Linked DNA regions of Homo sapiens: all the other regions are linked to region 1. Evidence: read pairs that join two places in POLR2A ChIA-PET (ENCODE). Cell type or tissue: OCI-LY7. All regions are shown on one strand. Region 1 has its middle 15 kb from the start of LINC-PINT. Region 2 overlaps LINC-PINT (long intergenic non-protein coding RNA, p53 induced transcript). Region 3 has its middle 110 kb from the start of MKLN1-AS. Region 4 has its middle 95 kb from the start of MKLN1-AS. Region 5 overlaps LINC-PINT (long intergenic non-protein coding RNA, p53 induced transcript).

Evidence for each region. Peaks named below come from ENCODE experiments on the same cell type or tissue, not always from the same donor. Only the 100,000 strongest peaks of a DNase experiment are listed, where the experiment ranks them.
Region 2: POLR2A ChIA-PET joins it to region 1 with 15 read pairs; 8 of 35 experiments call an interaction of 5 or more read pairs at or near these places.
Region 3: POLR2A ChIA-PET joins it to region 1 with 14 read pairs; 3 of 35 experiments call an interaction of 5 or more read pairs at or near these places.
Region 4: POLR2A ChIA-PET joins it to region 1 with 16 read pairs; 7 of 35 experiments call an interaction of 5 or more read pairs at or near these places.
Region 5: POLR2A ChIA-PET joins it to region 1 with 13 read pairs; 9 of 35 experiments call an interaction of 5 or more read pairs at or near these places.

What each region holds. Positions count from the first base shown.
Region 1 is chr7:131,122,203-131,127,202 of GRCh38, reverse strand. It overlaps a transcript of MKLN1 not described here. Among named protein-coding and RNA genes, the nearest start is that of LINC-PINT, 15 kb to the right of the region's middle. RefSeq lists a silencer at 2,647-2,726 and an enhancer at 2,867-3,026. In OCI-LY7, no CTCF peak of the experiment used is centred here; DNase peaks (open chromatin) are centred at 2,292, 2,792, 3,685 and 4,612; H3K4me3 peaks cover 2,871 bases; H3K27ac peaks cover 4,042 bases.
Region 2 is chr7:131,055,391-131,060,390 of GRCh38, reverse strand. All of the region lies in intron 2 of LINC-PINT (long intergenic non-protein coding RNA, p53 induced transcript), which reads left to right. Among named protein-coding and RNA genes, the nearest start is that of LINC-PINT, 52 kb to the left of the region's middle. RefSeq lists cis regulatory regions at 1,095, 1,124, 1,282, 1,430, 3,084 and enhancers at 1,023-1,167, 1,052-1,196, 1,210-1,354, 1,358-1,502, 3,012-3,156 and 1 more. In OCI-LY7, no CTCF peak of the experiment used is centred here; DNase peaks (open chromatin) are centred at 2,510 and 3,040; H3K4me3 peaks cover 1,144 bases; H3K27ac peaks cover 2,141 bases.
Region 3 is chr7:131,217,556-131,222,555 of GRCh38, reverse strand. It overlaps a transcript of MKLN1 not described here. Among named protein-coding and RNA genes, the nearest start is that of MKLN1-AS, 110 kb to the left of the region's middle. RefSeq lists a silencer at 1,320-1,520 and an enhancer at 3,404-3,473. In OCI-LY7, a CTCF peak has its summit at 172; DNase peaks (open chromatin) are centred at 175 and 2,715; H3K4me3 peaks cover 876 bases; H3K27ac peaks cover 2,133 bases.
Region 4 is chr7:131,229,918-131,234,917 of GRCh38, reverse strand. It overlaps a transcript of MKLN1 not described here. Among named protein-coding and RNA genes, the nearest start is that of MKLN1-AS, 95 kb to the left of the region's middle. RefSeq lists enhancers at 3,022-3,071, 3,482-3,531. In OCI-LY7, no CTCF peak of the experiment used is centred here; DNase peaks (open chromatin) are centred at 3,107 and 3,347; H3K4me3 peaks cover 915 bases; H3K27ac peaks cover 1,745 bases.
Region 5 is chr7:131,066,706-131,071,705 of GRCh38, reverse strand. All of the region lies in intron 2 of LINC-PINT (long intergenic non-protein coding RNA, p53 induced transcript), which reads left to right. Among named protein-coding and RNA genes, the nearest start is that of LINC-PINT, 41 kb to the left of the region's middle. RefSeq lists cis regulatory regions at 1,653, 4,508 and enhancers at 1,581-1,725, 4,436-4,580. In OCI-LY7, CTCF peaks have their summits at 2,311 and 3,099; a DNase peak (open chromatin) is centred at 2,295; H3K27ac peaks cover 601 bases.

The DNA of each region.
Region 1 (5,000 bases):
TTCTTCTATTCTTTTCTTTCTTTTTTTTTTTTTTTTTGAGATGGAGTTTTGCTCTTGTCACCCAGGTTAGAGTGCAATGGCATGATCTCGGCTCACCGCAGCCTCCGCCTCCCAGGCTCAAGCAATTCTCCTGCCTCAGCCTCCCGAGTAGCTGGGATTACAGGCATGCACCACCACACATGGCTAATTTTGTATTTTTAGTAGAGACGGAGTTTTTCCATGTTGGTCAGGCTGGTCTCAAACTACCAACCTTAGGTGAACTGCCCACCTCAGCCTCCCAAAGTGCTGAGATTACAGGCGTAAGCCACCACACCCGGCCATATTTCTTCTATTCTAAGATCAACATATGGGCCGGATGCGATGGCTCATGCCTGTAATCCCAGCACTTTGGGAGGCCAAGGCAGGAGGATCACCTGAGGTCAGGAGTTCAAGACCAGCCTGGCCAACAGGGTGAAACCCCATCTCTACTAAAAATGCAAAATTTAGCCAGGCACAGTGGCACGCACCTGTAACTCCAGCTACTTGGGAGGCTGAGGCAGGAGAATTGCTTGAACCCGGGAGGCAGAGGTTGCAGTGAGCCAAGATCGCACCACTGCACTCCAGCCTGGGTGACAAGAGTGAAACTCCATCAGGAAAAAAAAATATATATGGTAGGATGCACCACCATTTAATGGCTGTTTTGAGAGCCCTCCCAAAAAACACCGCCGTGTTAAATGTACCTACATTCTCATTTTAGAAATATTAAAAACATGGGGGGATATCTGTACCTTAGAATCTAGGACATGCTATAGTTAAATGACTCTATTTTTCACTTAACTACTCACATATGACAGTCTGCCCCATTCAATGGTACTATCCTTCCTTCTTTATTATTCTTTACTATAAACATAAGCAAAAATAAAAGTTCATAATTCATTGTCTTCAATACTTTTCCCAGACCTCAGCTGTCTCTGGTCATTAGCCCTTCTGGCATTATTCTCATGGGTCTCACGGATCTGAGCCCTCCTTTTTGAAGGAAGCCTCGTTATATACCCCTTCTCCTGCCTTTTGTACATGTCCTTCAAACGTACAAGCTTAATTGAACACTTCCAGAACAACCAGATTGATCTTTTTAATCTTTTTCTTCTGGATTTTTATTTATTAATTAATTAATTTATTTATTTATTTATTTATTTATATTTATCTTTTTTTTTTTTTGAGACGGAGTCTCGCTCTGTCGCCCAGGCTGGAGTGCAGTGGCGTGATCTCGGCTCACTGCAAGCTCTGCCTCCTGGGTTCACGCCATTCTCCTGCCTCAGCCTCCCGAGTAGCTGGGACTACAGGTGGCCACCACCACGCCCGGCTAATTTTTTTTGTATTTTTAACAGAGACGGGGTTTCACTGTGTTAGCCAGGATGGTCTCGATCTCCTGACCTCGTGATTCTCCTGCCTCAGCCTCCCAAAGGGCTGGGATTACAGGCGTGAGCCACCGTGCCAGGCTGTTTTTAATTTTTTGCAGAGACAGAAGTCTCACTTTGTTGCCCAGGCTGGTCTCGAACTCCTGACCTCAAGGAATCTTCCTGCCTGGGCTTCTCAAAGTGTTGGGATTACAGGTGTGAGCCACAGTGCCTAGCCTGATCTTTTTTTGGATGCTCGTCTTTTCTTCATTTAAACCACTGATTTTGTAAAAATGTACACTTCCAATCATATGACTCCTCTTGCCCTTTATTTCCTAGTTCCTGGCCAGAGGGAGTCTTGTGTCCATATTTTCTCTTAACTTGCTCCTCTCGTTCATGTCAGGTTAGCAGGTGCAGAATTGCCTTCTTTGGCTATTACAAATTCAAAGCTGCCCTGGTCACTTATTTTAAGTTGTTTGTCACTTCTACTTTGCCAACATATTTTTCTTAGCTGGTTAGAATTAAGCACAGAATAGTACTTCTTCAGTAAGCAATTAGTTTAAATTTAAGTCATGCCAACTTTATTTGACGATCACTTTTCAGCAGAATGAGACTGTCAGTAGATATCAGATAAGCTGAAGTTCTCCATTACCCCTATATCGTGTCCCTGTGCCAATAATTTTGTCATTTGTATTGGGAAAGCATTACTGATGTTGCCATAACAGGATCACAAGGCATGCTAGGAGTAGTTGACTGCATACAGCCAGTGGAGAGAGGGTATGAGCCAAGACCAGGGTTGGGGGATGCTCCCTAGAGCACGGGCTATGAATACAGAAACCAGCTTGGATCTGGGCAGCTGGCCTCTGCAAAACCTTGTGTCTCTTAATCACATAAAGTTCAGGAAGCTGTTAATACCAGGCAGTTTAGCCTTACCCTAGCAATGGGTTATCTATAAAGGGGAAGGCGCATATGTCCCATGGTTTGAGGAGAGCACAGCAGGGGTGTAGGCAGCAGAATACAGCCCTCTGCAAAGATGACTGGTCAGAACTAAGCTAAAGAAGACATCAGGATCATGGTAAAGTAGGCTGGGGTTCAAGACAAGGGACCCACATCCAAAGGGAGACTGGGATACAAGGCAGGAGGACCAGAGACTGAGGTGTTGAGGGCAAGGTGGAAACCCATATTGGGCAGAGGGGTGGGGAGGCACAATAGGAGGGAGCTACAGATGTCTGAGGCCCCATGGCTGACCTAACTGAAAGGAAGCACAATGGTGGGGCCGATACTAATGGTGACTTTCTCCAGTCTGAGCCAGCGTTTAAGTACTGGGGAGGCTGGGGGTTGGACCCATAAGTAGGGCTCCTTAGACAACCCAGCAGCTGGTTGCTAGAGAAGACAAAAGCAAGACAACTGGCCAGGTGCCTTATTGTATGCTCCTGTGACAATGTCACTTCTGCTTTTATTTTCAGCCAAATGTTCTCGGCCAGGTGTTCAGCCCCCAGGTTTGCGGGTTTCTATATGTGTCTGTGACCTCTTGACTTACAAGCTTACTCTGCTTTGCCTTTGGTTGTGTGCTTCTTTTGAATAAGTTACCTACCTTCATATTGCTGTAATACTACAACAACAGCTACCATTTACTCATTGTCTACCATTTCCCAGGTACTACACCTGCTGATTTACATACATGATCTTATTTAATTCTCACAACCTCCTTGAGAGGTAGGTGTTATTATCCTCATTTCAAAAAGAGGAAACTGAAGCTTATATGGTGTATGTAATCACCCCAAGGTCATGCAGCTGGGATGCAAAAGAGCTCAGATTTAAACTTAGTTTTGTCTGACTGCCTATTGTTGCTTTAAAAGACTGCATTTATACATTGATACTGTGATACACCTGAACAATTCTCACAGAACTTATCAGTCACTAGATCTTTTGTCTGTCAGTCTACCTACCTACCTACTTATGAATTATCTATCCTTTTATCTTCAACTCCATAATACCCAGTACTGTACTATGTAAGAAGTAGATTTTTTTTTTTTTTTGAGACAGAGTCTTGCTCTGTTGCCCAGGCTGGAGTGCAGTGGCACAATCTCGGCTCACTGCAACCTCTGCCTTCTGGGTTCAAGCAATTCTCCTGCCTCAGCCTCCCAAGTAGCTGGGATTACAGGTGCCTGCCACCATGCCTGGCTAATTTTTGTATTTTTACTAGAGACAGGGTTTCACCATGTTGGCCAGGTTGGTCTTGAACTTCTGACCTTGTGATCCACCTGCCTCGTCACAGGCCACCACACCCAGCTATTTTTATTTGTACTTTGTAGAGACAAGGTCTTGCTATTTCCCAGGCCATCACATTTTTAAATGATTGGAAAATGTGAAAAGAAGAATGATATTTTATGACACATAAAAATTATTTGAAATTCAAATTCATTTTATTGGAATATGGCCAGGTTCATTCATTTAAATTTTGTCTGTGGCTGCTTTGCACTACAATGGCAGAATTGAGTAGCTGAGACAGACTGTAGGGCCAGGAAGGCCTAGATTATTTCCTTTCTGGCCCTTTATAGAAATGGAAAAAGTTTGCTGATCTTTGGTATAACTAAATGATACAGGATGGCATAACATTTTAAATATTGTTTCAACTACATCTATTACTGTATTTCCTAAAATTTCCAGTTCAAGGACACTCTCTTTTATTATGTAGAAGAGCTCCACGTTCTTAGAACAGAGTCAAACATGTCCTTCTTTGATATTCTGTACAGCGGCCCTGATAGCAGCAACACTTTTTTTTTTTTTTTTTTTTTTTTTTTGAGACGGAGTCTCGCTGTTTCGCCCAGGCCGGACTGCAGTGGCGCTATCTCGGCTCACTGCAAGCTCCGCCTCCCGGGTTCACGCCGTTCTCCTGCCTCAGCCTCCCGAGTAGCTGGGACTACAGGCGCGGGCCACCACACCCGGCTAATTTTTTTTGTATTTTTAGTAGAGATGGGGTTTCACCGTGTTAGCCAGGATGGTCTCCATCTCCCGACCTCGTGATCCGCCCGCCTCGGCCTCTCAAAGTACTGGGATTACAGGCATGAGCCACCGCACCCGGCCCGCAGCAACACTTTAATGCAGAAACAATAACAGACTAAGAAGCTGGTGGTTTCTCTAAGAGGTTAGACGTCTCTTCCTGCCAGTAGTCACCTTTCTCTCTCATGGGAAACTGGGGCTGGGCAGCGTTATGAGTGATTACAGTGTATTACAGAACTGTAGTGGCACAGAAATGGATGCCCCCGTTTCCATCAACTCATTCAGGGTGATGTGGTGGAGTCATAGACGAGGAAAAGCAAATTGCCCTTTTCGTCATCACCTAGGACCTAAATAAAGATAAAAATGACTCAGATTGACCAGACACAGGTGAATATCACTTCTCAAAATGTTTTCTGAAGGTACTTACATGGCAACAATATGGTTCTGTGGGAGCCCCATCAATGTGTTAGCTCAAGAGTAAAACACAGGGAGCAGAAAGAACCTCCTTACATTTCCTAAGATCAAGCTGGGTTTGCAGTCAACTTCAAGGGAATCTGTTTTACTTATTTATTTTTTGAGACCCAAGCATAAATTCTACTGTCTTTCTGCATGTCTGCCTTT
Region 2 (5,000 bases), 67 kb after region 1:
CGTATAATGAATGAATACCTTTAAGATTTTGATTGATACTTCAGTTAGTTGGTAGGAGCCATTTATTACTGAACCTCAGAGGTGAGAACGGGTGAAGGAGCTAAAAGCAGTCAGTCCTTAGCTGATCATTACAGTGTACACACATGTAATCTGGACTGCTCACCAAATGAAATTGTGTCCAGAATTGGTGGGTTCTTGGTCTCACTGACTTCAAGAATGAAGTCATGGACCCTCGTGGTGAGTGTTACAGTTCTTAAAGATGGTGTATCCAGAGTTTGTTCCTTCTGATGTTCGGACGTGTTCAGAGTTTCTTCCTTCTGGTGGGTTCGTGGTCTTGCTGGCTTCAGGAATGAATCTGCAAACCTTGGCGGTGCGTGTTACAGCTCTTAAGGTGGTGCATCTGGAGTTGTTTATTCTTCCCGTCTGGAGTTCATTTCTCCTGGTGGGTTCGTGGTCTCGCCAGCCTCAGGAGTGAAGCTGCAGTGTTACAGCTTTGCAGTGAGTGTTAGAGCTCTTAAAGGCAGTGCAAACCCAAAGAGTGAGCAGCAGCAAGATTTATTGCAAAGAGTGAAAGAACAAAGCTTCCAGCGTGGAAGGGGACTGGAGCAGATTGCCACTGCTGGCTTGGGCAGCCTGCTTTTATTCCCTTATCTGGTCCCACCCACATCCTGCTGATTGGTCCATTTTACGGAGAGCTGATTGGTCTGTTTTACAGAAAGCTGATTGGTCTGTTGTGACAGGGTGCTGATTGGTGCATTTACAATCCCTGAACTAGACACAAAAGTTCTCCGAGTCCCCGTTAGATTAGCTAGACACAGAGCACTGATTGGTGCATTTACAAACCTTGAGCTAGACACAGGGTGCTGATTGGTGCATTTACAAACTTTGAGCTAGACACAGAGTGCTGATTGGTGTATTTACAATCCCCTGGCTAGACGTAAAGGTTCTCCAAGTCCCCACTAGATTAGCTAGACACAGAGCACTGATGGGTGCATTTACAAACCTTGAGCTAGACACAGCGTGCTGATTGGTGTATTTATAATCCTTTAGCTAGACATAAAGGTTCTCCAAGTCCCCACTAGATTAGCTAGATACCGAGTGCTGATTGGTGTATTTACAATCCGTTAGCTAGACATAAAGGTTCTCCAAGTCCCCACTAGACTCAGGAGCCCAGCTGGCTTCACTTAGTGGATCCCACACTGGGGATGCAGGCGGAGCTGCCCTCTAGTCCCGTGCTGTGCGCCCGCACTTCTCAGCCCTTGGGTGGTCGATGGGACCGGGTGCCGCGGAGCAGGGGGCAGCGCTCATTGGGGAGGCTTGGGCCGTGCAGGAGCCCACGGTGGTGGGGAGGCTCGGGCATGGTGGGCTGCAGGTCCTGAGCCCTGCCCCGCGGGGAGGCAGCTGAGGCCCGGTGAGAATTTGAACGCAGTGCTGGCAGGCCAGCACTGCTGGGGGACCCGGCACACCCTCCACAGCTGCTGGCCTGGGTGCTAAGCCCCTCACTGCCTGGGGCTGGCGGCGCCAGACAGCTGCTCCGAGTGCGGGGCCCACCGAGCCCACGCCCACCCGGAACTCGTGCTGGCCCACGGGCACCACGCACAGCCCTGGTTCCTGCCCGTGACTCTCCCTCCACACCTCCCCGCAAGCAGAGGGAGCCAGCTCCGGCCTTGGCCAACCCAGAGAGGGGCTCCCACAGTGCAGCGGTGGGCTGAAGGGCTCCGCAAGTGTGGCCAGAGTGGGCGCCAAGAGCAAGCGAGGGCTGCCAGCACGGTGTCACCTCTCAAAATGACTTAGAATGTATACCTGTCATACAACCAGTTTAGCTTGCTTTTCTAAAATGTTTTTAATTTTCAAAATAATGTTTAAAGAAGCCTTACTGAAGTTGATTGTAAAAAATTTCAAACTTTTAAGTGTTGCTAGGGAAATTGAACCGAAAACATATCTGATTATTTTACTCAAACTAGTGAACAGGGTTTAAATAAAGAGGGTGGAGGCTGGGTGCGGTGGCTCATGTCTGTAATCCCAGCACTTTGGGAGGCCCAGGTGGGCGGATCACCTGAGGTCGGGGGTTTGAGACCAGCCTGACCAACATGGAGAAATCCTGTCTCCCCTAAAAATACAAAAAATTAACCAGGCATGGTGGCACATGCCTGTAATCCCAGCTACTCGGTAGGCTGAGGCAGGAGAATTGCTTGAACCTGGGAGGCAGAGGCTGTGGTGAGCTGAGATCGTGCCATCGCACTCCAGCCTAGGCAACAAGAGTGGAACTCTGTCTCAAAAAAAAAAAAAAAAAAAAAAGAGTGTGGAGGACTCTTTTTAACTTTGCTTATGAAGAGAGTTTTGTTTTTTTTTTTTGGGATGACAGTCTGATTCTGGGTATTCATGCCTTCTCATTGGAAAATCACCACTGTGCTTTCTTCTTTTTTTCCATTTTTTTCTTTCATAGTTAGAGATGGAGTCTCACTCTAACTGTAACTGCGGGAGGGTAGTGATGTAATCACAGCTCACAGTACCTCCAGCCTCAGCCTCCCGGTTAGCTAGGACTATAGGCACACATTACCACACCTAGCTAATTTTTTTTTTTTTTTTTTTTTTTTTTAAAGAAACAGGGTCTCACTCTGTTGCCCAGGCTGGTCTTGAACTCCTGGGCTCAAGCAGTCCTCCTGCCTCAGCCTCTCAAAGTGCTGGGATTACAAGCACTGAGCCAGTGTACCCAGCCTTTTTTCTATTTTGTTCTTGTCTTGTATATTTTACATTTTATAGCTTTTCATGTTTCTGAAACCACTTACCACATTTAGGCCAAAAGGCAAAATAATAAAAAATAAAACCAACCTCACCTAAAAAAAAGTTTAAGGATTAAGTATTTCCATATACCAGTGTTGAACAGATTTGAACAATATATTTGATTTTATGCTCTCCAGTTGCTAAAGTGAGGAAAAGAAACAGAATTATATTGTTTTCATGTGCTGACAGCCGGAAGCATGTAAACATCTGCAGAAACCAAACGTTTCCTGGAACTAAGCTTGAGCAGAAATCTATCACGTGGACCTTTGTTTAAAGAACCTTGTGAAAAACCACAGTTATGTAAAAGATCCAGGAGCGCAGTTCATGTGGATTAGATTCTCTAGGAGGCAGAGAGTCTAAGGAGATCAAAGAAAACAACGACTTGGGAAGTGCATGTGCTGAGCGCTGGAGCCAAACTAGCAGAAAGGAGTTTTAGAGGCACTGAATCCAGGCCTCTGGTTTTTGGGGACTGTAGTAAAGAAAGGAGTTGAGGCCTGGTGCAGTGGCTCATACCTTTGGTCCCATTACTTTGGGAGGCTGAGGCTGGAGGATGGTTTGAGGCTGGAAGTTCAAGACCAGCCTGGGCAACAAAGCAAGACCCCTTTTCTAAAAAAAAAAATTAAAAAAAAATGGATGTGATGGTGTGTGCCTGTAGTCCTAGCTACTCAGGAGGCTGAGGCAGTAGGGTCAGGAGGCAGAGGCCGGAGTTGAAGGCTGCAGTGAGCTATGCGGGTACCACTGCACTCCAGTCGGGTGACAGAGCAAGACCCTGACTAAACAAAAAATAACAACAAAAAAGGAGGCAGGGGTTTAGAAAATACCATGATTGTTAACAGGACCATCAGATTTCATTTTTTCTAAAATATTAGATATTGTCAGTGTGGTTTTTATATAGGTGCTGATTCTGTTCTGTTCGTCTTCAAGTAACAAATGCCTGCAGTGGAGATATCTTATTTTGATGATTAACAGGAAGCTTTTAAGCTTTGAAGAAAGCAAACAACATTTTCCATGGACCTTTAAGAGCTGGGCTAATATTTTTGCCCACACAGAACTCTAATTCATTTCAGAGTCAAGGGCAACAATAGAATACTTTTTCAAGGACCTTGCATTTGTTAATACAGGTTTTCATAATAGAAAGCAATTTAAATATTCAGAACTAACGTAACATGGAAGAAACAACTTTTTCCTGAAATATTTGAGAGACAAATATAACAAACAATTCATCTTTACTATGACAATCTCAACGGAAAGACTTCAGTGTGGTCATATTAATGCATTTTCTGTTCCCAGCAGGCAAGTAAGGCAAGGGAAGCATCAGCTCCCAGGCTATTGTAGTCATCCAGATGGAGATGAGGTAGGCTCAGATGGCAGTGGTGGGAGCAGGGAGAAGTAGTTAGAATTCAGATGTAGTTTTAAGATTGAGCCAACAGGGTTTGCTCATGAATTGGGCAGAGGATATGAGGGAAAGAGAAAACTCCATCTTGGAGGATGGAGTTACTGTTTCCTGAGATGAGCAAGCCTGTAGGAGCTTCAGGCGTGGAGCACTAGGGGAACATCAGGAGTTTGGCATGGCATGATGTTAAAAGGGGAATGTCTATTAGACATCCAAGCGGAGATGTCAAGGAGGTGGCTGAAAATATGAGCCTTGAGTTCAGGGAAGAGGTTCAGGCTCTTATTTAAGGTGCTGAGACCCATTGAGATGACCAGGAGGAGAGCGTATAGACAGGAAAGTTTGAGAATTGAGAGTCCTGGGTCGCTCTGGCATTAAAAGGTGGATAATGAGAAGAAGTTTAAGGAATGGCCAGTGAAGGAGGAGGAGAGTCAGTAGGTTGTGGTGTCCTGGCAACCCAGCAAAGAAAGTGCTTAAAGAGGAGAGTGATCAGCTCTGTCTGTGCCGCTGGCAGGTCCAGTAAGAGGAAGACTGAACAGTGAACATTAGATTGAGTGAAAATGGTTTCTGCTGCTTTTTTGCCCAAGTAGTCTTGAATGAATTCAGTTAACCTGTCTCTGGGGATAACAATGGTACTTACCTCATCAGGTGGTGGTGATGAACTGTTTATTTATTTAAAAAAAATTTTTTTTGAGACAGGGTGTAGCTCTGTCACCCAAGCTGGAGGGCATTGGCATGATCACAGCTCACTGCAACCTTGACCTCTTGGACTCAAGCAATCCTTCCGTCTCAGCCTCCTAAGTAGCTAGGACCATAGGCATGCACC
Region 3 (5,000 bases), 95 kb before region 1:
ACCCAACAGAGAGTGTTATACCTTAGGGGAGATGCTTTGTAAAAGCAGCCATGAAATCTCCAAAGGAGATCCTGGGAGACTCTACATAAACCAGAGTGGCAGCATGGTGGAGTAGTGAAAAGCATGACTTCGGGTATTAAAGATGCTAATACCAGAGAGATGTCTTCCCTTCTTCCACCACGTGGGGACACAGCAGGAAGGTGCCATCTATAAACCAGAGAAGTAACAGCTGGGTAACTCTGAGCAAGTCCTTAACCTCTCTGGGCTTCAGTTTCCTTTTCCTCATCCATAAAATTCAGACAATAGTAGTTCTTAGCTCACAGGGTTGTTGTAAGGATTAAATGAGTTAATATTTAAAAATACTTAGAGGCCAGGCACAGTGGCCTGTAATCCCAGCACTTCGGGAGGCCGAGGTGGGCAGATCACTTAAAGTGATCACTAGATCACCCTAGCCAACATAGTGAAACCCCATCTCTACTAAAATTAGCCGGGCATGGTGGTGCATGCCTGTAGTCCCAGCTACTCAAGAGGCTAAGGTAGGAAAATTGCTTGAACCCAGGAGGCGGAGGTTGCAGTGAGCCGAGATCACACCACCACAATCCAGCCTGGGCGACAGAGCAACACTCCATGTCAAAATAAATAAATAAATAAAATAAAAGCACTTAGAACAGTGTCTGAACAGTGTCTGTCACACAGCAAGAACTATTTAAGTGTTACATTTAAAAAGTGGCAAGAGGCCGGGCATGGTGACTCATACCTGTAATCCCAGCACTTCGGGAGGCTAAGGTGGGTGGATCACCTAAGGTCAGGAGCTCGAGACCAGCCTGGTCAACATGGTGAAACCCCACCTCTACTAAAAATACAAAAAAAAAAAAAAAAAATTAGCCGGGTGTGGTGGCACACACCTGTAATCCCAGCTACTCAGGAGGCTGAGGCAGGAGAATCATCCAAACCAGAAGACGGAGGTTGCAGTGAGCCTAAATCATGCCACTGCCCTCCAGCGTGGGTGATGGAGCCAGACTTCGGTCTTTAAAAAAAAAAAAAAAAAAAAAAGTGGCATGATCAAATCTCCAGAATGGAAACCTCAGTTGGTTCCATGATTCACCCAGTCTAAGGAGGTCTTCCATTGGCTCTGTCCTGCACTTACCCTCTCAGCATACTGGCATGAGGAGGTTGGAAGATGCCTGGACACCTTTCTCCTCCAGCACTAGGCAGGGCACCTCTGCTCTACTCTGCTTCTTGGCCATGTGCACGCCCAGGGCCATGAACCAACAATGGGGAGCTCCACCCAGGGCTTGGACCAGAAATGGGCATCCCTCAATTCAAACCCCGCAGGCCCTTTCCAGGCTCCATGTCTGTACTGTCACCAAGTGTTGCAACTCAACCTGTCCATCACGCATACTGTGCACCAAGCCAGGGTTACAGAACACAAGGAAAAGCTATTCTTGAGAAAGGTAGGAAAAGCAGATAAAGGTTTGCTGCAAAATCACTGATATGAGGCAGATGGATTAACATGGGAGAAAAGGTATACAAATTGACTTCATATGCATGAAACTACCCACACAGGGTTGACAAGAATTGCATGCCAGGTTCTGGACAGAAATACAGGTATTTCATAGTGCATTCATAGAATATATTACATAATATGTTATATAATATCATTAATTAAATATAAGCATTAATCAGGCTGCACTTTGGCCCACTTCCTTGTTGCTAAAAGTCACTAGATACTGAAGATTTGTACCCTCTCTGTTCCTCCAGACGGGATATCTGACGTCAGAATCAATCATAAGGCTTTTGTTTAAGGATCACTTAAGATGTTTTTTAGACCTCTAATTCTAGCAACCAATTTGAAGACCCCCCACAGAGGAAGAGGATCAGCATGAGCGAATAGCTGCTTCATCTCCCTGTCCCATGATGTCACGCTACACTCTTCTACCAACTGATGACCTCCACACTGGCCCACTCCAAAACCCTTAATAACCCTAACTCCAAATTCCTCCTGGAGATGTGTTTGAGTTTTTCTCCCATCTCCTTGTTCAGTGACCCTATGATTAAACCTCTTTCTCTGCTCCAACCAGGTGTCTCGGTATATTGACTTGCGTGGGCATTGGGCAATGAACCTATTACGGTTACATGTATACAAGGGCCTTCAGAATGAAGATCCAGCTTCCCAATGAGATACAGAAGCTTTGATACCGTCTTGAGGTTACAGAAAAAAATGGGGGCTTGATCCTTATAAAACAGGTTATGGGAGTGGGGAGAAAGAGAATTCTGTTGAGGGGCAATAAATGATTACTAGGGAGAATGATAGGATGGGGACTAGAAATTAACTTGTAAATAGTTTTCATTGGAATAATAAATGAGTGGAAAGACAGGCACTATCTTGTGAAAGGGTCTGTTCATGTGTGGTTACATTCTTGGTCTTCCAAAGAGGGAAAGAAAACAATTGTTCTCCTTGGTAAGACTGATCTCAGGCAGATAAAGGAACTTCAATTTCTTTGGTAGAGATTGGAGGTGAGGGGGGAAGGTCGGAAGGTCAGAGAGACCTTGAGGATTCCTCAGTGCGGCATGTCAGTGCGCCATATTGTGGGATGTTGGTTTCTGAGCCCCACCATAGAGAAACTAGCAGGTGGCAGGAAGAAGGAAGGATCACGTAAGAGGAAACCAAACACACAAGGAAAAAAGTAAAAAGCTGAAGTAAGTATGAGGAAACTTTTTTTGTCTCTCTATTTTTGGCCAAGTGAAAAAAACAAACACAAGAGAATAAACCCAGTGACTAGAATCAGACACAGCCAGTGGAGGGAGGGAACAAAAGCGAGCTGCAGAATTGCAAATCCATGCTAATTACCTCACCCTTCCTCCTGTGCTGGGCTGAACCCAGGGCCCGACAGCCATTTGTACCATGGCCTAATAATGATTTCATTTCACAGACTTCCTCCCACTTTTTTTTTTTCCTTACAAAGTCCATCACAATTCTGTTTTGGGAAGTAGAAACAGTATCTATCTTTAGACAAGTTAAATGCCAAAAGAACTCAGATAAGCATATCTGAGAAGTAAAGAATAGTTGGTGTGACCAGGACAAATTTCAAATCACAAATATTCGAAATTCTTCTCTGTGCCTTGGAGAGAGAAGTGCCTTTGTTTGCTGAATTGGCTCACAGAACGACTTGGCCTTTGTCCTGTTGTGTAGGACACAGGATGGGGCACAGAAACCAAGGGGAGGCAAAATATTTATCAAGTGCCTACTATTATATCAGGCATTCTGCAAGATGTTAGAAATGCCTCTGCCCTCTGGATGCTAACACTATTTTTTTTTTTAACATTTTTAAAATTGTGGTAAAAAATACCCAAAATATAAAATTTGCCATCTTAACCACTTTTAAGTCTACTGTGCATTTGTGTTAAGTGTGTTCACATTGTTGGACCATCAATCTCCAAAATTTTCCATCTTGCAAAACTGAAGCTTTGTACCCATTAAACAACTCTCATTTCTCCTTCCTCCCCCAGCTTCTGGCAACCACCATTCTGCTTTCTGTTCCTAAGAATTGACCATTCTAGATACTTCACATGAGTGTAATCACACTCATAAATTAGTCTCATAAATGAGTCTGAAAGACAGGCACTATCTTGTGAAAGGGTCTGTTCATCTGTGGTTACATTCTTGGTCTTCCGGAGAGGGGAAGAAAATGCTTGTTCTCCTTGGTAAGACTGATCTCAGGCAGATAAAGGAACTTCAATTTCTTTGGTAGAGGTCGGGGGTCGGGGGGAAGGTTGGAAGGTCAGAGAGACCTTGAGGTATTTGTCTTGTTGTGACTGGCTTATTTCACTCGGCATCATGTTCCCAAGGTTCATCCATGTTGTAGCCTGTGTCAGAATTTCCTTTCTTTTTAAGACTGAATAATAATCCATTGTATGCACATACCACATTTTATTTATCCACTGGGAACCACCTATACAAAAATTACGACAGTGAAGGAAATGTAGCATAACTAACTACATCTTGTTTTAACCTCACAGGCTAACTTGCTCATTCCAAGCTAATTATGGGAGGAATTTAGTTCATAGTTTAACTTCAAAACAAAGACGATGATACTTCTTTCCTGAACTAACCCCCTCTACTTGCTCAGGGACCAAAACCACTTTCATATAACTAACGTAAGTCCACAAGGTTAGAATTGTGACAGAGGTCTGAATTCTGCTAAGATATACACATAATTAAACTCTAATCAGTCATTGTTTTATAACTTGCCTTTAAAAACTACTTACTACTCAGGAGTCATGTAGCGAATGGTAACAAGATTTATAACTTTTCCAATTGCCCCTATGGATAACATCATTATTGTAAAACCTAAGAATGGTATTTGAGATATTTTTCAGACCTTGTATTCCGTATGAACCAACTGGCACCACTCAGACCCATAACCTGCACCCGAGAACTGACTCAGTGCAAGAAAACACTTTCAAGCCCCTATGATTTCATCCCAACCCAACCAATCAGCATTCCCCATTCCCTAGCTCCTGCCTGCCAAACTATCCTGGAAAAACCCTAGCCCTCACATTCTTGGGGAGGCGGATTTGAGAATTATCTCCTGTCCTTCCATTTGGCTGGCCCCACATTTATTAAACTCTTTCTTTGCTGCAGAACCTGCTAGTTTTGCATTGACTTTTCTGGGCAGCAGGCAAGAAGAACCCGGTTGGGCGATTACACATTAATCTGTCATTGGACACTTAGGTTGCTTCCACCTCTTGGCTATTGTGCATAATGCTGCTATGAACACAGGGGTACAAGTATTTCTTCAAACTAACACTCTTTTAAGGAGCCTATCCCATCATATTTTGTTTTGTTTTGTTTTTTGAGACAGAGTTTCACTCTTTCGCCCAGGCTGGAGTGCCATGGCACGATCTCGGCTCACTGCAACGCCTGCCTCTCGGGTTCAAGCAATTTGCCTGCCTCAGCCTCCTGAGTAGCCGGGATTACAGGTGCCCACAACCACACC
Region 4 (5,000 bases), 110 kb before region 1:
CAGCAAGCATCCGAATGAATTAGACAGCAAATGTAGGTTAGCTTTATTTAGACAGATAAAGACAAGCAGAGAAAGTTGTCTGGTTCAAGGGCAGTGCAGCCTGACACGACAGCATTTCTCTGAGGAGGGGAAATTGCTTTGGGAGAGAGAGGTATTTTGGGCAAAAAGCAAAGTTCCTTGGATCTCCAGGGAAAGTGATGCTAAATTCTTCAGTACAGAAGAGCTGGAATTGAGAATGGCTTGCCATTCATTGAAGGAAAGAGCTGGAGAGTTAAAATGTAAAGCAAAACTCAGTATCACACATCATCCCTAAGTCCACACATCATTTTTTCTCTTTCCTATTTCTTGGGAACACCACCAGAAAAGACAGGCTTCCCAGAACACAAGCTGGCCTAGCCAGTTTACACGAGTCCTCTGGAGTGTACTTGAGACCCCTGGCAATTCTGAGTCAGGAAATTAGTGCAGCTGAAGAACCCCTGGAGACTGGAAGCCTAGGAAGCAGGGAAACTGGCATATTTGGGGACATTCACACGTTAAACAGAAATGTGAATGCTTGAGAAAAAGTTACAACTAATGAATTTAGTTAATTTTCTTCTTCTTCCCCTATCCACTCTCTTAGACTATTTTTTGAAAATAAAGGCCGGGCGTGGTGTCTCACACCTGTAATCCCAGCACTTTGGGAGGCCGAGGCAGGCGGATCACCTGAGGTCAGGAGTTCAAGACCAGCCTGGCCAACATGGTGAAACCCCGTCTCTACTAAAAATACAAAAATTAGCCGGGCGTGGTGGCAGGTGCCTGTAATCCCAGCTACTCGGGAGGCTGAGGCAGGAGAATCGCTTGAACCCGGGAAGTGGAGGTTGCAGTGAGCCAAGATCATGCCTTTGCACTCTAGCCTGGGGGACAAGAGCAAGACTTCATCTCAAAAAAATAAAATAAAATAAAAAGAAAAGGAAAGAAAAATGCTTTCTTTTTTATTTAAAAAAATGCTTCTTCCTATACCCTTTCTGAAAATAAATGCCTTATGGAAGATCTAGAAAAAACATAACTCTGGTATGTGTTTTTACTATGATGTTTGTGGCTTCTCCTCTTTTTGTTGTTTTTCTTCTCAGTTGGCAGAAGCTAAAGGATATTTGATGTCTTAAAGTCCAGTAGGTCATAGCCCCACTGGTAATTAGTTTTAAAGATTTTTAAAAGTCTCAATTAGTACATTCATATTATTTGAATAAATTATAATTTTAAATATTTAATAATTCTACGAGTAAACCATTTTATACCTCATATATTTTTATGTTCCTAAAGTAACAATGAATTTAGTCTTGTAAAATATTTTTAAAATATCTAAAAACTTTGTTTTGCATAGATTTTCATTTCTTCCCCAGACTAATTTGGTAGATGTTTTCTTTAAGGGCCTCACAACTTCTGAAAAGTATACAACTTATGTATCACCAAGACAGCATCATAGGGAAAATATGTTATAACCCTGTCATGACGCAAAATATAAACTTTATTTTTATTTATTTATTTATTTATTTATTTATTTATTTTTTGGAGACAGGGTCTCCTTCTGTCACCCAGGCTGGAGTGCAGTGGCATCGTAGATCACTACAATCTCAATCTCCTGAGCTCAAGGGATCTCCCACCTCAGCCTCCCGAATAGCTAGGACCACAGGCACATACTATCTTGCCCGGCTAATAATTTCATTTTTGGGTTTTGCTTTGTTTTTTTGTTTGTTTGTTTTTTGCCAAGACAGAATCTCGCTATGTTGCTCAGGCTGGTCTCGAACTCGTGGGCTCAAACAATCCTTCCTCCTCGGCCTCCCAAAGTGCTGAGATTACAGGCAAGAGCCACCATGCCCGGTCTAAACTTCGTTTTGAATTAAACACTTACGCCACTTTCTTTGTACTTATTATTTATGCACTCATTTCACTCATTCCCTCCTTCCACAATTATTTGCTGAGTCCCCGCTTTAAGCACATAAAGTGAGCATCATACTCAGTGGTTGCCTTTCCTCATGATCAGTGCTTTTCTCTTCCTAATTATTAATTATTTTTATTTATTTATTTATTTTTTGGAGATGGGGTCTCCCTCTGTCACCCAGGCTGGAGTGCAGTGGCATCGTAGCTCACTTCAATCTCAACCTCCCAAGCTCCTTTCACTGTGTGCACACCAAGCTCACTCTCTAGTTATCTTTGCTGGTAAACTCGTGTATGTACTAAAAATGTATTCAATTGAGGAGTACAGTTTTTCATTTTAACAAAAAGCACACAAACTTCCCTAGTTCACTGCCAAAAACTCAATATTCTTTTAACTATTTGCGAGATTGGCAAATCAGTTAATCATTGGATGTCATTATAATTCTAGGAAGGTGATGGAAAGCCAATCAATATCACTATAATTATAAAGTAATAGATTCAAAAGACTTCTCTGAGACCTGGTTGCCAAGCTTATTCCAATGTTATATTAACAGTTTATATATATAAAACCCCCTCACCTAAACCAATCCTATAAATTTTTCATGTGTGTAGTTACAAGAATCTAATCAAAAGGAAAACTACTCTTTTATTTCTTTGTGGCAAAGGAGCTAACATTTCTACATGAACTGAAATGAAAAAACTTAATAACATCACTGGGATCTATAATTTTTTGTTCTGACATCTTTAATCACTTCGCTATTAGAGTATCTTTATTATAATTTCTCAATTTGTGCTAATAATGAGACCTTTTACATGTTCTTCAATAAGTCAATTTCAGAACGTGTTTTTAATATTTTTTAAATGCTGGAGAAAAATTTTTATATGGAGGTAGGAAGCAAAGTTAAAATCAATCACTGATCCAAATAAATAAAATATGATGTATATAACATTAAAAAATTATAGGAATGAATTTTTTGTTTGTGTTTTTCTGTGTCCTTCATGTTCGCTGAACTAAATATTATAATTTCAGTAATTTTTAACACTCTAAAGGAGAAAATATTGTAATAATATTTGGCTAGGTAAAATAAGAATCACACGTTTTATTTTTATTTTGCGACATTTGTGGTTCTTCAGCATGACATTGGCATTCTTCCTCTTCTGATGCAACTTCCTTCTCTGTTTCATTTTGTTTTGGTTGAAGTTGTTTCAACCTCCCCCTTCTCTGAGCAGTCTTTCAGCTTGTCTGAGGTTTTGAGCTGTCACTTTGTTTTCTGAATATCTACTTTTGTTTTTGGTGGCAACACCTACATATAAACATCTAGCCACCCATCCAAATGGACACACACCTACACACACTCAGACTCATAGACACACAGACGCAGATCTGCACGCACGAGCATGCACACATGCCCAGCCTCAACGCATCCATCCTCCTGCAGAGAGTTCAAACCACTCCAGCTGTTTCCTGGCCCTGGCCACAAGAGCAACAGTAGAGTTCTAATGTCAGTTCTCTGATTGGAACCAGCACTAATAAATGCTGCTGCTTCCAAGGAAGCCCTTACGTCACCTGGACCAAGGGGAAGACAGCTGTACAGGTTCAAGACGATGGAGCCAAGTGCTTCAGGCTGCATGTAGTGATACACAGGGGGAAGAAACGAGAATTGGGGTTGTACCTGAAGTGCTTTGTCCCAACTATCTTTTGACAGCCATGTACTGATAGGTTAAGACTCAGTTCCTAAGTATCAACTCTCTGAATCTTTTCCTGACATGCTAACTGTCCCTCCTCTGTACCGCTACAATCCTGTAGTTAAATGTTTATCTTCTCCTCTCCTGCCCTGCCAGGCCCATCAGATTTAAAACCTTTTTTTTTTTTTTTTTTTTTTTGAGACAGAGTCTTGCTCTGTCACCCAGGCTGGAGTGCAGTGGTACGATCTCCGCTCACTGCAACCTCGGCCTCCCAGGTTCAAACGATTCTCGTGCCTCGGCCTCCCAAGTAGCTGGGACTACAGGCGTCACCACCACGCCCAGCTAACTTCTGTATTTTTAGTAGAGACGGGGTTTCACCATGTTGGCCAGGTTGGTCTCGAACTCCTGACCTCAAGTGATCCATCTGCCTCGGCCTCCCAAAGTGCTGGGATTACAGGTGTGAGCCACTGTGCCCGGCCAAAAGAGACATATAAACAGAAGCCATGATGTCCCGGTCAGTCGCAAGATGAGATGGAGGCTCCCCATGCCATTACTCTCCCAGACTCAGTCAGGGCTTATATACTGTAGGGAAGGAAGGCACAGGGCAATTGAAATTGACCCTGCAGGGAAAGGCAAGAATGCCATGTGAACCTGACTAATGGTAGGATTTATGATTAAGGTTGTTTTGACCTAAGGGCAAGATGTATGGTAAATACATGCTCTTACATAAAGAACAACAGATAAACTGGAAATCTTAGAAGCCTTCCCAGAACTGGGGTTAATCAGAAGTCAACATGACGGATCAACATCCAAGGTGCTTTGGCCCCTACAAGGGACTACATATGAAAGTAACTCAGCAGCAAACAGAGCAGCTGCCTCCTCATCATCCCCACCACTGGGATTTCTTCTGGTGACCAATAAATAAGTTTGTAAATCAAATATAAAATACTAAGCCCTCCAACTAAACAGACCCCCTTTTGGCCAAGGGGGCCCCAGAAAATCCCAAAAAACTGAATTCCCAGCCATGATGAGAAGGGAGGTGGGACACACCTCCTTATACCTCCTCCCTTTTGGATTTGGGCACAACTGACCCATATTAATATTAAAATAGAGACCATAAGACTGTCAAAACAGACTTTTTATGGCAGTAAGATACCAAATTATAAACAAGACCCAAGGCCATGCCAGGCAAGGGTTAAGTCACACCCTACAAACCACAGAATCTTGTTAAATGGGTTTTTAAAAATTAACCTGGTATAATGAGGCTTACTTTCCAACCTGACTCTAATATAGCATCACAGGACAGCAGACCCTGAAGGAAATCAAAATATTTTACCCCGAAGTATATTTCTTTGACATAATTTGAAGTAGCCCTGCAAAGCCATCACGAAACAGGGAAA
Region 5 (5,000 bases), 55 kb after region 1:
TCTAACCCTCAGGTTTTATACATATGTATCACAATGTGTCTTATTTAATGCCACGTGGACCCAGGAGTAAAATCAAAATCAGTGTTTTGTCTAATAAGGTGGTAATAGGATTATTTTAGAAATGTGATGTAAAGGAATGAGCATGGCTTTAAAATCAAACAGACATGAGTTTGTCTATTTGGACTTATTTTTCTTATGACTTAGCAGGTAATTACTACCTGCTTGGAAGTGCACCAAGCACTATATAGGTACTGCCTCATTACATATTCACAAAACTCTATAGGTATTTTACAAATGAGGAAACCGGCCAGGCACGGTGGCTCACGCCTGTAATCCCAGCACTTTGGGAGGCCGAGGCGGGGGAATCACGAGGTCTGGAGATCCAGACCATCCTGGCTAACACAGTGAAACCCCGTCTCTACTAAAAATACAAAAAAAAAAAAAAAAAAATTAGCCGGGTGTGGTGGCGGGCGCCTGTAGTCCCAGCTACTTGGGAGGCTGAGGCAGGAGAATGGCGTGAACCCGGGAGGCGGAGCTTGCAGTGAGCCGAGATCGCGCCACTGCACTGCAGCCTGGGCGACAGAGCAAGACTCCGTCTCAAAAAAACCAAAAAAAAAAAAAAAAAAATGCGGAAACCAAGGCAGGGCAAGGAAGTGTTATGGTGCTTACTTCATTGTTTTTTGTTGTTGTTGTTTTTTGGTTTTTTTTTGTATAGAGATGTAGTCTCACTCTGTCACCCAGGCTGGAGTGCAATGGCGTGATCTCGGCTCACTGCAACCTTCGCCTCCTGGGTTCAAGCGATTCTCATGCCTCAGCCTCCCGAGTAGCTGGGAACACAGGTGCCCGCTACTGTGCCCGGCTGATTTTTTTATTTTTATTATAGACAGGGTTTCACCATGTTGGCCAGGCTAGTCTCAAACTCCTGACCTCAAGTGATTCGCCCACCTTGGCCTCCCAAAGTGCTGAGATACCTCATTGTATTTTATTGTGTGTGTTTATGTGTTTCTGTAATAAAAGAGTGCCCCTTAACAGAGAAGGTCTTACTCAAGAATATTGTGTTTTTCCCTGCCCCTATTATAGACTGGTATGTCTGCAATTCAACTGCTGAATATTTGATTTTTTTCTTTGTCCATGAAATGAAAACACAATACCCTTGACAAGAACAATAGTACATTACATTGTTTTGATAAAATATCATTGTTTTCTCTATATTCAAGAGTGGAAAATATATGTAATTTTTTATAAAGGGTATTATACAGTGGCACAAGCACTAAACTAAGCAACTCTGGGTTCTAGTCTCTACTTGGCCACTTTTAAACTAGTGTTAATTTAACTCTAAAGTTGTACATGCACACAACCCGCATATTCCAAGAGCTTGTTAGGTACAAGGCTTGTTACAAAGACCAGCAGTCTCCCCGCTGTCACTCCTGCCCCATCCCTTGCTCTCTGAGCTCAACTCTTAGAGCGGATTGTTCTGCTTGTTTACCTCCAGCTCTCTAAACAGGCATTGCTCTATCCTCTTCTTACTTTTTCAGTGTTAGGCATTACCTTTGACCTCTCATGATAAAGGAGAATTTATCTTTTTTTTTTTTTTTTTTTTTTTTGAGATGGAGTCTTGCTCTGTACCCCAGGCTGGAGTGCAGTGGCGCCATCTCGGCTCACTGCAAGCTCCGCCTTCCAGGTTCATGCCATTCTCCTACGTCAGCCTCCCGAGTAGCTGAGATTACAGGTGCCCGCCACCGCGCCGGCTAATTTTTTTTGTATTTTTAGTAGAGACGGGGTTTCACCGTGTTAGCCAGGACGGTCTCGATCCCCTGACCTCGTGATCTGCCCGCCTCGGCCTCCCAAAGTGCTGGGATTACAGGCGTGAGGCACCGCCCCGGCCAGGAGAATTTATCTTATGCACCCCCACCCCATGTGCATAGCCCTTTTCTTTTCATTATAATTACATTTTGAATAATTCAGCATTTACATTGTTAGGACTTTGAAAACATTATTCCCAGCTGAGTTATATAATCTATGGTTGCCTTTTCTTTCCAGCACAACTTTTTGTTTTCCCTGGTGTTAATAATTCTTTTCTTTTCTTTTTTTTTTTTTTTTTTTTTTTGGAGGAGGGCTTTGTTTGTTTGCTTAGATTTTATGTACTTTTCCCGTGTTCATCCCTAAACTCTTCCCCCGGTGTAATCTACTTGTGTCGAAAGTGTTAGGGTGCTCTGAAACAGCGTTGTCAGCCTGCAGGCAGCCATCCTCTCTGGCTGTGTTGTCTTTTCTCGAGTTAGCTGGAACTCTCTGCTGCCTCCCAGAGGGACGGTGAGACTTAGAGTCTGGCTGAACGTGAAGCCCTATTTGTTTGTGACTAAGACTGCTTGTCAGCAAGAACTGTCAAGAATGAGTCTTCTGACAGGCAGAAGCACTAATTAGCTTTTACCGTGACCAGTCATGAAGAAGCAGAGTAGGTAAGTAAAGGTGCCAGGGGTGAAATGAAGACCACATGGTATATAAGATATGTGCAAACAATAGTTAAAACAGAAAGAATTGTTTTTCTTTCTTTCTTTTTTTAAAAATACCTTTTTAAAAATAATGGAGATGGGTGGGGGGGGGGGTTGGGAGGAGGGTCTTGCTATGTTCCCCACGCTGGTCTCGAACTCCTAGCCCCAAGCGATCCTCTCACTTCAGCCTCCCAAAGTGCTGCGATTATAGGCATGAGCCACTGCACCCAGCTGAGAAGGAATCTGTGAATTGCTTCTCATTGATTGTTACAGGAAATGATGTTGGAGACATGAATGATCTAATTAATGACTCTTAGCTTTGTATATATTTTGTTTACCTCAATCATAGATTTGGTCTGGTTGTGAATCATGTCTAAGATGTTACTTTTGGGGTCGTCATTATTACATACATGGGAGAAAAACTAGAGGGCAGAAGGAGTCTCTACTATTTTCATTAATAGAACAATTTGCTACAGAACTGTTTTAAGTATTAAATACACAAAAGCTGCCATTCTAGATAGCTAGCAGTAGGAGGCCACAGAGATCATGATTCTGGTGGAATCAGATTGAGTCCTGCAGATTTCCTATTGGAATTGGAAAAGAAACCAAGGGTAAGTAGTCTAGTTGAAATGCTGTAAACCCTTCTTAAAATTCAGGATCAGATAAACTAGATTAAAAATGCCATCCTGTTTTTCATAATGCAGTAACAAATGAATCTAAAATGTGCAACACCACTTTCTTATATGCTTGTGACATTCTTAGTAAATAAAACAAGCAGAGTAGGTATACTGATGTATAACCACCACTTTTTTCCATTGCACTTCTGATTTTTAGTTCTTGAGTCCCCAGTCCAGGCCCTGATTACTTTATGTCCAGATGACTTTCATAGCCTTCTAATGACGCTTTATATCTTGTACTCCTCCACTTCATTCTATGTATTGAAAGCAAGAGTTTTCATCAGAAATGGTTTCGTCACACGTGTCCTATGATAAGCAACCTTTAGTAGTCTCCTGTCAAATAGTATTTCAAGTCCAAGCCTCTCCATTCATTCATTCACTCATTCATTCTAGACATACATATCGGGTGCCTTTACCTGGGCTAAACCTTGGCTCTCAAGACAGACACTCGGGTATGCCCCCAAGAGCTTTATATTTGCATGTGCATTTTCTCAGTGTTCTGCAGTCTCTGTTACGGCTGAGTAAACTTACCTTGTCTCCCCTAAATTTTTACCTTTGTGCCTTTAAACATAAAGCAGCGTCTGTCATTTTATAATTCTCTTCTTTCAGAACTGCCTCTGGTTATTAAAAACCTGATCTACCTCTATTACTCTATGATCTTTCAGCTTTGTGTTATTTAATTTACACCATATTAATTTCATTTATTTCTAGTTTTTCTCTATTAAAATTCTATGTGTGTGCTGTTGCTTAAGTACAAGGTGGTCTTTTATTTCTTTACATTTCCTGTTAATGCCAAATAGCGTAAATTCCTTCTAAACAAAGGAAATATTACTTTAATGACTACAGCACATCCCATGGGTCGCTTTCCCTGTAACCTTCCAGTGCCCTCTTCTTTTCTAGCAGAACCTCCACTTTGCTTAAGAATCCACTCTTCTCTGTATACCCATATGCTCTGGGGAAGCTAGGCTCAGGCCCCAGTCACAGCCCACGGCTGTCAGGAAGGTTCTGTTCTTGCCAGTTGATAGGTTTGAGCATGAACATGTGACCCAGTTCTGTCCCTTGAGACATAAAGAGAAGCCTGGTGGAGGCTTCCAGAAAGGTTTGCCATCCTGGTGAAAAAGAGTTGGATGAGAAGTTCTGCCCACTGTGGGCCAAGCTCCAGCTGTCTTGCAGCCATGAAGGGAGCTAGCCCAAGCATCATCGCCACATGGAGCGGGGCAGAAAGACAGCTGGGGCGGGGGCCTTACTGCATTGCTGAGCCATCCTTTGTTGGGATTTCTTGTTATGTGAAGATAGTGAGGCTTTGTCGGCTTGGGATTTTCTCTTATTTTCAGACAAAGGCGTCTGGCTAACTCTTCACCATCAGCTCTCAGTTTAGATTTCCCTGATCTCTGACAACATCTCCTGCCATGCGTTTACCACACCACGTAGTAATAGATTATTTGCTTCTCAGGACCACAATTGACTGTAAACTCTATATGAGAGCAGGAACTTCACCTTGATCACTGTTATGAGATGTGCCTACAAACCAGCATAGTACCTGGGGACTGATAAGTTTTGAACACCTATATTTATTCATGTTATCCTGAAAGTAGATGCAGAGTTTCTGGGGCAGGGACAAATTATGATTATTATAGCAATAACCTAGGACAACAGACTTGAGTTTATAACCCCTGGAAGATTTCCACAGTCCTGGTTTCATCATCCTTCTGAAATGTAAACACATAGCTCAGGGGAGGTAAGTCCCTCACTATCTGTTCAGTCATCTTTTAAGTTTTAAGGTTGTCCTTTAACACAAGTCCTAGTAAAATTTTCCCAGTTCTAATTGTGCAGA